2 separate regions of the Mus musculus genome follow, and region 1 is linked to region 2. Evidence: chromatin contacts called from ENCODE Hi-C or POLR2A ChIA-PET data. All regions are on one chromosome and are shown on one strand. Each heading gives the region's core, a stretch centred on a gene start or an enhancer-like site at or near the end of the contact. The rest is flanking DNA. Distances are from core to core; before and after follow the strand shown.

Region 1 (4,530 bases), core at 652-3,151, 320 kb before region 2:
CAGTGCTTTATGCATGCCGAAAGAATTTAAACATGAATTTATTAAATGTGACACAGATTTGGGGGACTACGTTGAACAAAATTACTATTTAAAAAGCTTGGATAGACCTAAGATGCTTACAGTCCCTTTAAAATTATCTTCATTTACTCACTACTTAAACCTACTTCTTTGTCACATATTTACATTGCATATTTGCTGGGCAATATGTCACTTGGGAAAACTTTACATTGATTCAACCTACTGAGGTCCTCATATCTGCATTAGTTGTAACTCTATATGTCAGATTTCAAAGACTATTAGAAACACAAATGATAGCATGGATAATTTGTTTGTTTTCAGATAAGGTCTCTTTATATAGCCCTGGCTGCCCTGAAACTCACTATATAGATAGGACTAAGCTCAAACTCACAGAGATCCACCTGCCTCTAGCCCCAGAGTGCTGGGATTAAAGGCGTGGGCTGATTCATTGCTACCAATGAATGCTGGCTTTATTGGTATTTTTTCTGTTAGATGCTGATACAAATTTTGGAGATACTCGGCAAAACAAACTGTATTATCACAATGTTATTTGTTTTTTTTAAACAATTTTATTGTTGTTATAAGTTAAAAATTTGAAATTTCATTGACTTATATTATTCTTATATCAGACTGCTACATTCTAGAATACTCAGGAACATGACCCTAGATGAAAAATATTAGTTTTAAATACTGTAGATTAATCAAGCACACCCTTATCTAGGTAGATGCAGCTTAGATACTGTAGCTGAAGACTTGAATCTGAGTGACAACACAACTCCTCCAATGCTATCTGAATAAATGCCCATCTCCCGAAAGCCTGTGTCCTGGAATCGCAACTTAAGATAGAGGTGCGCTATGATGCCAAGCACACACAGGTTTTTTCCAGCACGTACACTCACTCAACGTATTCTAGACCATCTTACTTCTGCGAGTTTGGGAATACATCGTCCTTAAACCTGATTCTATTCCTTTCATGGCAGATCTGTCTTGGGCTGTAATCTTACAGGTTAGTTTTCTTCCACAGAGTTATATCGGTTCTAGGTACAACTCAGATAAAAGTTACAGCTTTCCTAGAACAGCAAAAAGGTTTGCTTGTTGCAGGTCACGGTTAACTTAACTGTAAAGAGAATAGTATTTACTCCTTTCCGACACACCAGAAAGTGAATCATGCAAAGTTATCTGCCAATTCCAATGGACACACAAGAGCTACAGTGAAGCTTTAGGAAAGCTGAAACCATTTTAAACTCGGTGTTTCCATTTCTTTGTCAGAGCAGTGCGGGGGTAAGTACCTCTGAGGTAAATCACAGGAGTGCAGCGGCTGCCCCTGTGGAATTCACAACAAACCCAATCAGAAAACCTGCGTGCAGTGGAGGACGCACACAGGTGTGCAGATTTCTCCATCATGTGTTCTAGCGACCAGGGCTCTGCATACCGGACAGGTCACAGGCCAAGTAATTCTTGATGACTGTTTTAGAGACTTTTGATTCTCCCTAGGGCTCTGGGCCAGTGGCTTGGTTTGCCCAGGATTAAGCTACAAGAAATCGGTAGCGATACCGGTAGTTCGGGCGTACTCAGATCAGGCTTCTACCAGATTCCAGAGGGCACAGGCCTCCCTCAGCCCGCTCTCCAGAGCTTCCTTTCCCTGCATCCTTACAAGCCCATCATCCCCTCCCGCCCGCTCCCGGAGCTCATTCCTCTATCCTCAGCACTTCCGCGGAGGGACAGGGACACAAACTCCTCAGAGTCGCGCTCCGAGAGTTTAGGAAATACAGAGGCTGCCACATCTTCTCAATCCGCTGGCACTTGTAAGTTATTTACCTTCATTTCAAAGGCTCCAGCGACACCCCCGTTCTTGTAAGTGCGCAGGCGCAACAGAACACCCCCGCCCCGCTACCGCGTTCTCGTCACCCAGGAGACCGTGCAAACAGCGACCAATCAGCGAGCGTGGGGCGGAGCTGCCCCCGGAGCCCTCCTTTGAGAGAGATGGGCAGGGTGGGTAGAGTCACGTGATGGAGGTGGAGCTAAGCTCCGGGAAGTTGAATGCTACGAGGGCTGGTCAACTTCCTGCCTGAGCTCTGATTGGGTGAGGCTGCGAGGCAGGCGGGCCCTATGGACAGAAAGGGTCTTGAGCTATGTGAGCAGAAACCACTGGCCTAGGAGCGGTTGTAAAGGAATTCCGGGGGGAAAAAAGCTGGACCCAGAGGTTGGCAAGTAGGAGGCAGGAATTGGCTCATGAGCCAGACGGCTTCTACAAGATCCACTTGTAAAAAAGGCTTGGAGAAACTAATGTATCATTCCTCATTTTTTTTTCTTGCAGGGTTTTTATTTTTGATTTTGCCCTAACGGAGGTGAGGTATGAGGAGTCGTTTTCTTTCAGGACCATTAAGACAATTTTAGCTAGTGTGATCGGGGAGGAATAGTTGAAAAAAATAAAGAAAAGAACTCGCCTGTAGTATTTGAGCCTGGTAAACAAGAAGTTTAGCGGAAGCTAAGCATTAAAAGTTGGCTGGAGGGAGGGAGTGGGATTCTGCACAGTAGCTAAGGTTGGCTAGCTGGGCATCATCACCTCGGGTTCCTAGAATAGAGTTGGGTAATTTTTCACAGCGACTCTCGTCCATGAGATAAAATTGTAGTCAAACCTAAAATGGCCTCAGCAAGAATACAAGATGGAGAAACTTCTGCATTGTCTTGCTCTGTCACAATAGTAACAGGCTAATCAAAAACAAACAAAAAAAAAACAAAAAACCTACATGGTTGCATCAGTAGCTATAATAACAAAGCATTTGACAAAACTGAACATAAAACAAACCCTCAAAATTCTCAAAAAACAAAACCCAACAAGAAAAAGCAAGACAACAAAACCCTGTACCATAGAAATTGTAAACAGTATCTCCAAATAGCCTAAGGCTGATGTACTTAATGCTAAGAATCTTGAAAGTAGTCCCATTAGGAACAAGGCAGGGATGTCCCCTCTTGTGACTCTTTCTCAATTCTGGTGGAAGTCCTAGTTAATGCAATAAGGAGAGAAAAAGAAGCATACTGATTGAGGAAGGAGGTGGGAAAACTGCAGATGACATGACTGAGAGTGTACAGAATCAGTAGAAGAGAGGGAGGGATGTGGGGTAGAGGTAGAGCTAATTATACCAAGCCTCCAGGATACAATCTTAATACACAAAGAGTAGTCACACCCCTCCATATCAGTAATAAGCAGATTTGAAATAAAAGAGCAGTGCCATTTTCATGAGTACCTCTCAAAATGGAATGCAGCTACAAGTCTAGCAACGTATATACATAATGGGTGTGAACAACAGTACAGAACCGAAGATAGATATTAAAAGAGTTCAGAGGGCTGTGAGGTGGCTCAGTGGGGGAGGGTCCTCTTTGCCCAGCTTGACGACTTAATCCCCAGGAAACAGCACAATGCCAGCATAATGTGGAAGGAGAGAAGCAATGACCACAAGTTGTCCTCTGACACAATGGCACACGTGCCAGCACGTATAAGTAAGTGTCATGAGAACAATTTAAAAGGACTATAAAGGAGAGACACCCCACGCTCATGAATCGTAAGAGTCAGGATTGTAAGATAACAGTTTCCCTCCAGTTGGTCTGTAGCTTTAGTGGAACTACGAGATCCCAATCGGTTCACTAACAACTGGATTCTGAAGTCCACAGGGAGACGCAGATGGTGCAGAATAGGAACGCGTCGCTGCTGGGATCACTTTAAGTTTTTAAATGGGTACAGCTACAAATAGCCACTCCATTATTAATTATTTTCAATGGACCAACAAGATAGATAAAGACATTTTCTGCCAACTTCGATCCCAGGTCCCATATGGTAGAAAGAGAGAGCTGACTTCTGCAAGCTGCCCTCTGAACTCCACACATATGCCCTGCACATATTCCTCACTGTAAGTACACAAAGTAAATGTAAAAGAAAAAATTTTGAGTGTGTTTAAGACTAAGTGATAAGGATGATAGAAGAGACAAACACATCCCAGGAAAGATCCAAAAAGATTTAGTCAACTGATCTTTGACAAAGAGCAAGGTCCGAACAGTGTGGCAGCAGGAGTGTCTTCCCAACACAAGGTGCTGGAACAACTGTATGTCCACATGCAAGAGAATCTGAAAAAAGTCTCTCACAAAAATTACTTGAAATCAACTGCAGACCAAATGAAAGATGCTAAATTGGAAATAAGACAATTGTGGTGGTTTGCATATGCTTGGCCCATGGGAAGTGGCACTCTTAGGCTTTGTTGGAATAGATGTGGCCTTGATGGAGGAAATGTGTCACTGTGTAGGTGAGCTTGGAGGTCTCCTAGTGCTCAAGCTCTGCCCAGTGCGGAAGAGAGTCTCCTCCTGGCTGTCTTTGGATCAAGATATAGAGCCCTTGGCTTCTCCAGCACCAGGTCTGCCTGCATGATGCCATGTGACTAAACCTCTGAAACTGTAGCCAGCTCCAGTGAAATGTTTGCCTTTATAAGAGTTGCCTCGGTCATGGTGTCTCTTCACAGC
Region 2 (4,647 bases), core at 1,784-4,283:
TCCAGACTCCAGGTCCCCACCCTGCTTAAGTGCCTGTCCTGACTTCCTTTGATGATGAACTATGATGTAGAAGCACACGCTGAATAAACCCTTTCCTCCCCAGCCATAGTAACCCTGAGACACACCTCGTTTCAACCTCTAGCTTCTCCAGACGCGCCCGTGAGGACACAATCACACATACCCTGAGCCTCACACACACAACTTTTTTTAAATTATAATTTTCTTCTTAAATGTTATGTCCATCTCTTTTTAGGCTTATCCCTAGACATCTTGTTTTCCGTTATGACGACAGACATAAATGTAGTCTTTTAAAATTTTTTGGATTTGAAGTTTTTATGACTGTTTGTGGAAAGTATAACATCACTGTTTGAATGTCAGTCTTAAAATCTTTCAGGGTATTATCCTGTAGTAGCACAGCAGCTGGCCTTGACATAAGCTTCAGCCGCAGACCTGACAGCCAGTATTTTGTACAGTTGCTCTGTGGGGATGTTATTACTGTGACCATCTATGGCTAAGGCATCTGGAGACTCCAGAAGTGCACAGAGGTTAAGTCAATTATTCAAGGTCATAAATGGTAGAGCCAGGATTAGAACTCACTGTAAATTGGTAAGGACCCTAGACAATGATGTCACATTCCCCCTGATGCTTGCCCAGCTCCTCCACACTTCCAAAATGCCTCCAGGGAGTTGTCTATCTATTGTTTGATTTTCTTTTCTCTTCTTTTCAAACAACAATAACAAATACTTTCCAAATCAACAAGCCATCAGTTAGCAATCACGCGGTTAACTCAGAGCTTTGCGGGTGTGAGTATGAGATTGGGAGGGGAAAGTCAGAAGAGGAGGATTCTGCAGGCGAATGGAATCCACCAAGCCCTTGGGGTTGCTGGTGTACTGTGGCCAGGAATTTCATGCATTTCAGCCCTTGCCAAGTCGGGGCATCCTCAGCAGGGCCTGCAAACTCCAGGGAGGCCTGAGAGGGACTGAGCCCTGCCAAGCCCAACAGAGTGTCAAATAACAGGCCTGTTCTTTCCCCACCCTCCACCCCCAGACTCTGGCCTAATCAAAGAGCCATTCAAGCTCCCTCCCCTTTCACTAACTGAGGCCACAGAGGCTAATGCCCCAGGGGCTGAGGCGAAGCAGTCCCACAGGCTCCTGCTTCAAACACACTTGGGTTTGAAACCACAATATACTTGGCTCTCATTTTACACACATTACTTTTTTTTTTTTTTTTTTTTTTGCAAAAGAAGGAATTGGAAGAATGAAAGGGAGAGGTTTTGAGAAATGGCAGAATTCTTTTTTCAGACTAGAGAATGAGGCTAATAAGTGGAAAAACACAACTACTCCTCTGTGCCGGGCCTTGGGGAAGGTTAGTGAGCCAGGGTAATTAAAAACAAATTAAAAGCTTATATCATTTATTCAGTCCCCTTGCATCTCTCAGTCTGGAAGAAAGGAATGGATTTCAGGGAATAGAGTCTGGGAGAACAAAGCCTCTTTAACAATGGGGGCGACTTAAGAAAAGAGACACCTGCTTGTTCTCTCTCAGCATCCCTGTTTGCTTCCATGTGTCAAAGGGAAGCAAGCATTCTGGCGCCCGGCATGGTGTGCCACGCAGATTTGAGTGGTCCCGTATGATTCACTTGAATTTCCCAGGCCGTGTCTCCTTTCTGCAAAGAGCTGGTGAAACTAGACCAGCGGTATCCACCAGTGCTTTCTGAGTCAACAGAACTCCTGTGAAGCCGGCATGAGTGAGCTCTTCTCCCAGGCAAGCCCAGCTGAGCAGTGAATTCTAACAAGTCGGTCCTGACACGTGACACCTCTCTTTGCAACTCCTAGTGGCTACCCTGTGTAGGACTGTCCATGCAAAACTGATGCAAACGTGGCTTAAGAGTTCATTCTTGAACCAAACGTGAGTTACCATGATGCAGAGACATGGATGCTGTTGCTCCAAACAGCGTCCTGCCGTGGAAGGAGTCACGTGAGACTTTACTAGTTACGGAACAAAGACCATCCTGAATCAAGGCACCAACCAAGTACCCTGGCACTTCTCTGCAATAGGTTTCCGCTGCTGTCGGATGGTTTTCTTAGCGTTTGCTTCGATGAGGCTAGTGGTCTGCTAGTAATAGGATCCAAAGGTCATACTTGAGAAGTCAAGGGAACTGTAAGCAAGTCAAAGACAGAGGAGTGGAGCAACTACTAAGGTGACTAACAGTAATCCAAGCTCATGTGGTCAGGATCTGCACCAAGTCTAACTCCACAGCTACAAAGTTCTCATCAGCATTTGACCTTGTAGAATATTAAACAATGACTTGTGCCCCTTCCTTTATTTTACCCTGGGAACTTTCCCTAACAACCCCTCACCCATCTCTTCTCAACTGGCTCAACCCCATGGCCGCCACATAGGTAGGGGTGTGTGAACGTTTCCCAGCAGCACTGGTCTCTCTCAAAAGCACCACTGAAAACCAGAAGAGCATATGTGGCTGGTCAGTACCCCAGGGTCTGCAGCAGTGGCTGCGGACAGGAGGCCAGTGTGGAAGTCACAGCTCACACTTCTCCACGGGTATCTTCATAGACATAAGTGACCTGCTCCTCCAAGCTTGGCATCAATTCCCTGAAGACCATCCCGTGATCTAGATCCTGGCTTGCTCCTTTCCCACATCGCCGGAAGCACCTTAGCTCTTAGTGCATCTCCGGAATGGGGCTGTTGTTAGCTTTTGTGCTCATGGAAAACCCATCCTTTCTCTCATTTTGTGGTCAGGAGACATGGCTTTTCTTTATGAACCCCAGGAGCTGCCAAAGTCCCTGCTCCTCAGAGGTGATGGAGTTTTCCAAAAATGGGAATCAGCGATCTTTCCAGTTTCATAGTCTCTCCTCACTTTCCACTCCCCACCGTGAGGCAGTTTTGCTTTTTATTTTTTTCTGTGCTGAGAACCAAAGCGGGGGAGGGCAGAATCCACAAGGGCCTCAATAGTGAGATCATTGCCAAATGTTTGACTCCTGCAGCTAACTTATAAAAAAAAAAAAAAAAGTCCTGGCTTCTCCGGCTGCTCTCCCTGAAGTCTGTCACCAGGCTGCAAGGAAGCATAAACTGGCCTGCTACACTTCAGTGTGGCATGTGTGTGAGTGTGTGGTGTGCTTGTGTGTGCATTTGTGTTAAGTGTTGCATGTGTGTGAGAGTAAATGGGAGAGTGTGTTTGGGCATGCTTGGGTGAATGTGTGTGTGTGTGTGTGTTTGTACGTGTGTGTGAATGTGTGTAAACGTGTTCATTTGTGACTATGAATGTGTGAGAATGTGTGTTTGTATGTGTGTATATACACGTGAGTGTATGAGTATGCGGGTGGCATTTTGTTTGTGTGAGAATATGTTGGGTGAGTGTTGTGTGTAAGTGTATTTGTGTTAGTGAAATCTGGAGGGTGTGCTTTTGTGAGAGTATTTGTGTGTGGGGGTGAGTGCGTAAATATTTCTCTAAGAGTGTGCCTTTATGTATGTAAATAGTTTATTCATGTGTGCCATATGTATAGTTTGTGTATCTGTATTTGTGTGTGTTGAATGGAACTTAATAACAGATGGACTGTTCTTGAGGGTGGTCTTGCTCAGATGTTTCTTTCGGATACTCTAATTTGCTAGACTGTTTGGGTCTTTGACTCTAGAGCACTGGTTCTCAACCTTCCTAATGCTACAACCCTTTAATACAGTTTCTCATGTTGTAGTGACCCCCAACTGTGCGGTGGTGGACCATATGAGGAAGCCTGGTAAGGTCGAGCTAAGACTTGAAGCCCCAGGGACCCTGAAGGGATGGTAGGAGCCTTGCCTTCTCCCAGCACCAGGCCCCTGTCACATAGCCACAGTCCCCTCATATGAGAAGTGTGGCCATCAGTCCCATAGGGGCAGTGTTCACAAGTCCCTCACAAGTCTTTGAAACACAGGGTTTCAAAGAACAGGCTATATAGCCTGTTACCCACTCAGAAGGCTGGGAACAGATGTATTTAATAGCCTGGTGACTTATTTCACTATCTATGTGGCCAAGACGACACTGGATCTTCCCCCAGATCCTTATTGTAAACATGTCAATCTGTCAATCGAAGAACCTATCTTTATGGAAGGTGTCACATGCTCTCAATCTATAGAACTCATCTTTATGAAAGATGTCAAGTGTACGCTACAAAGAATTTCAATGTAGTCCTAAGTACACAAGACTGAGCTAATTATCACCAGTTTCCCCCACTTTTGCTGTGCTAAAATAGACCTGAAATAAACCACTCAAGGTCACACTCCTGAAGTTTGAACCTACACTGTCTATTTAGTCATGTTCAACTGCTTTTCTTGGCCATGCAGGGAGATTCCACAGCCCCTTTCTTGATTCTTGACTCTACACCTAGAACCATATGGCTAAAGATGCCAAGTTCTGTGGTTTGATGGGTCTTGAGCTTTGCTCCTTAGTTCAAGTACATGTACATCAGCTTTCTGTGGGCAATGGTTCCCATTGCTGCTTAGGTTTTCCTTTAATTCCCTTTCAGAGGTTGGAAGCTGAGCTGGATGGAGTCTCACCCTGAGGTCACCACACCCTTCATTCCATTTAACATCAGGTTTTACTTTAAACGTTTTATCTCCTTGAGCACTGGAGTTAGCTCCTTTTCTTCTTAAACTGGA

The links. A loop is a pair of places that touch in the nucleus more often than their neighbours do. ChIA-PET counts read pairs that join two places held with the same protein, here RNA polymerase II (POLR2A).
Region 1: POLR2A ChIA-PET joins it to region 2 with 12 read pairs in Patski. The contact joins the promoter of Wdr19 here to the enhancer-like site in region 2. A Hi-C loop is called at or near these places in 2 of 37 maps with a recorded cell type or tissue (Patski and mouse embryonic stem cell). POLR2A ChIA-PET finds 5 or more read pairs at or near these places in 4 of 5 experiments (Patski and embryonic stem cell).

What each region holds. Positions count from the first base shown.
Region 1 is chr5:65,197,067-65,201,596 of GRCm38, reverse strand. It overlaps Wdr19 (WD repeat domain 19), which reads right to left and starts at 1,901. Exons shown (of 37, transcript NM_153391.2): 1 at 1,837-1,901. The coding sequence starts at 1,842.
Region 2 is chr5:64,874,562-64,879,208 of GRCm38, reverse strand. No RefSeq gene overlaps it. Among named protein-coding and RNA genes, the nearest start is that of Gm31889, 2.7 kb to the left of the region's middle. RefSeq lists an enhancer at 428-2,425. Within about 2 kb of position 3,033, at least 1 of the 3 ENCODE cell types and tissues checked has a DNase peak (open chromatin) inside an H3K27ac peak, as active enhancers do.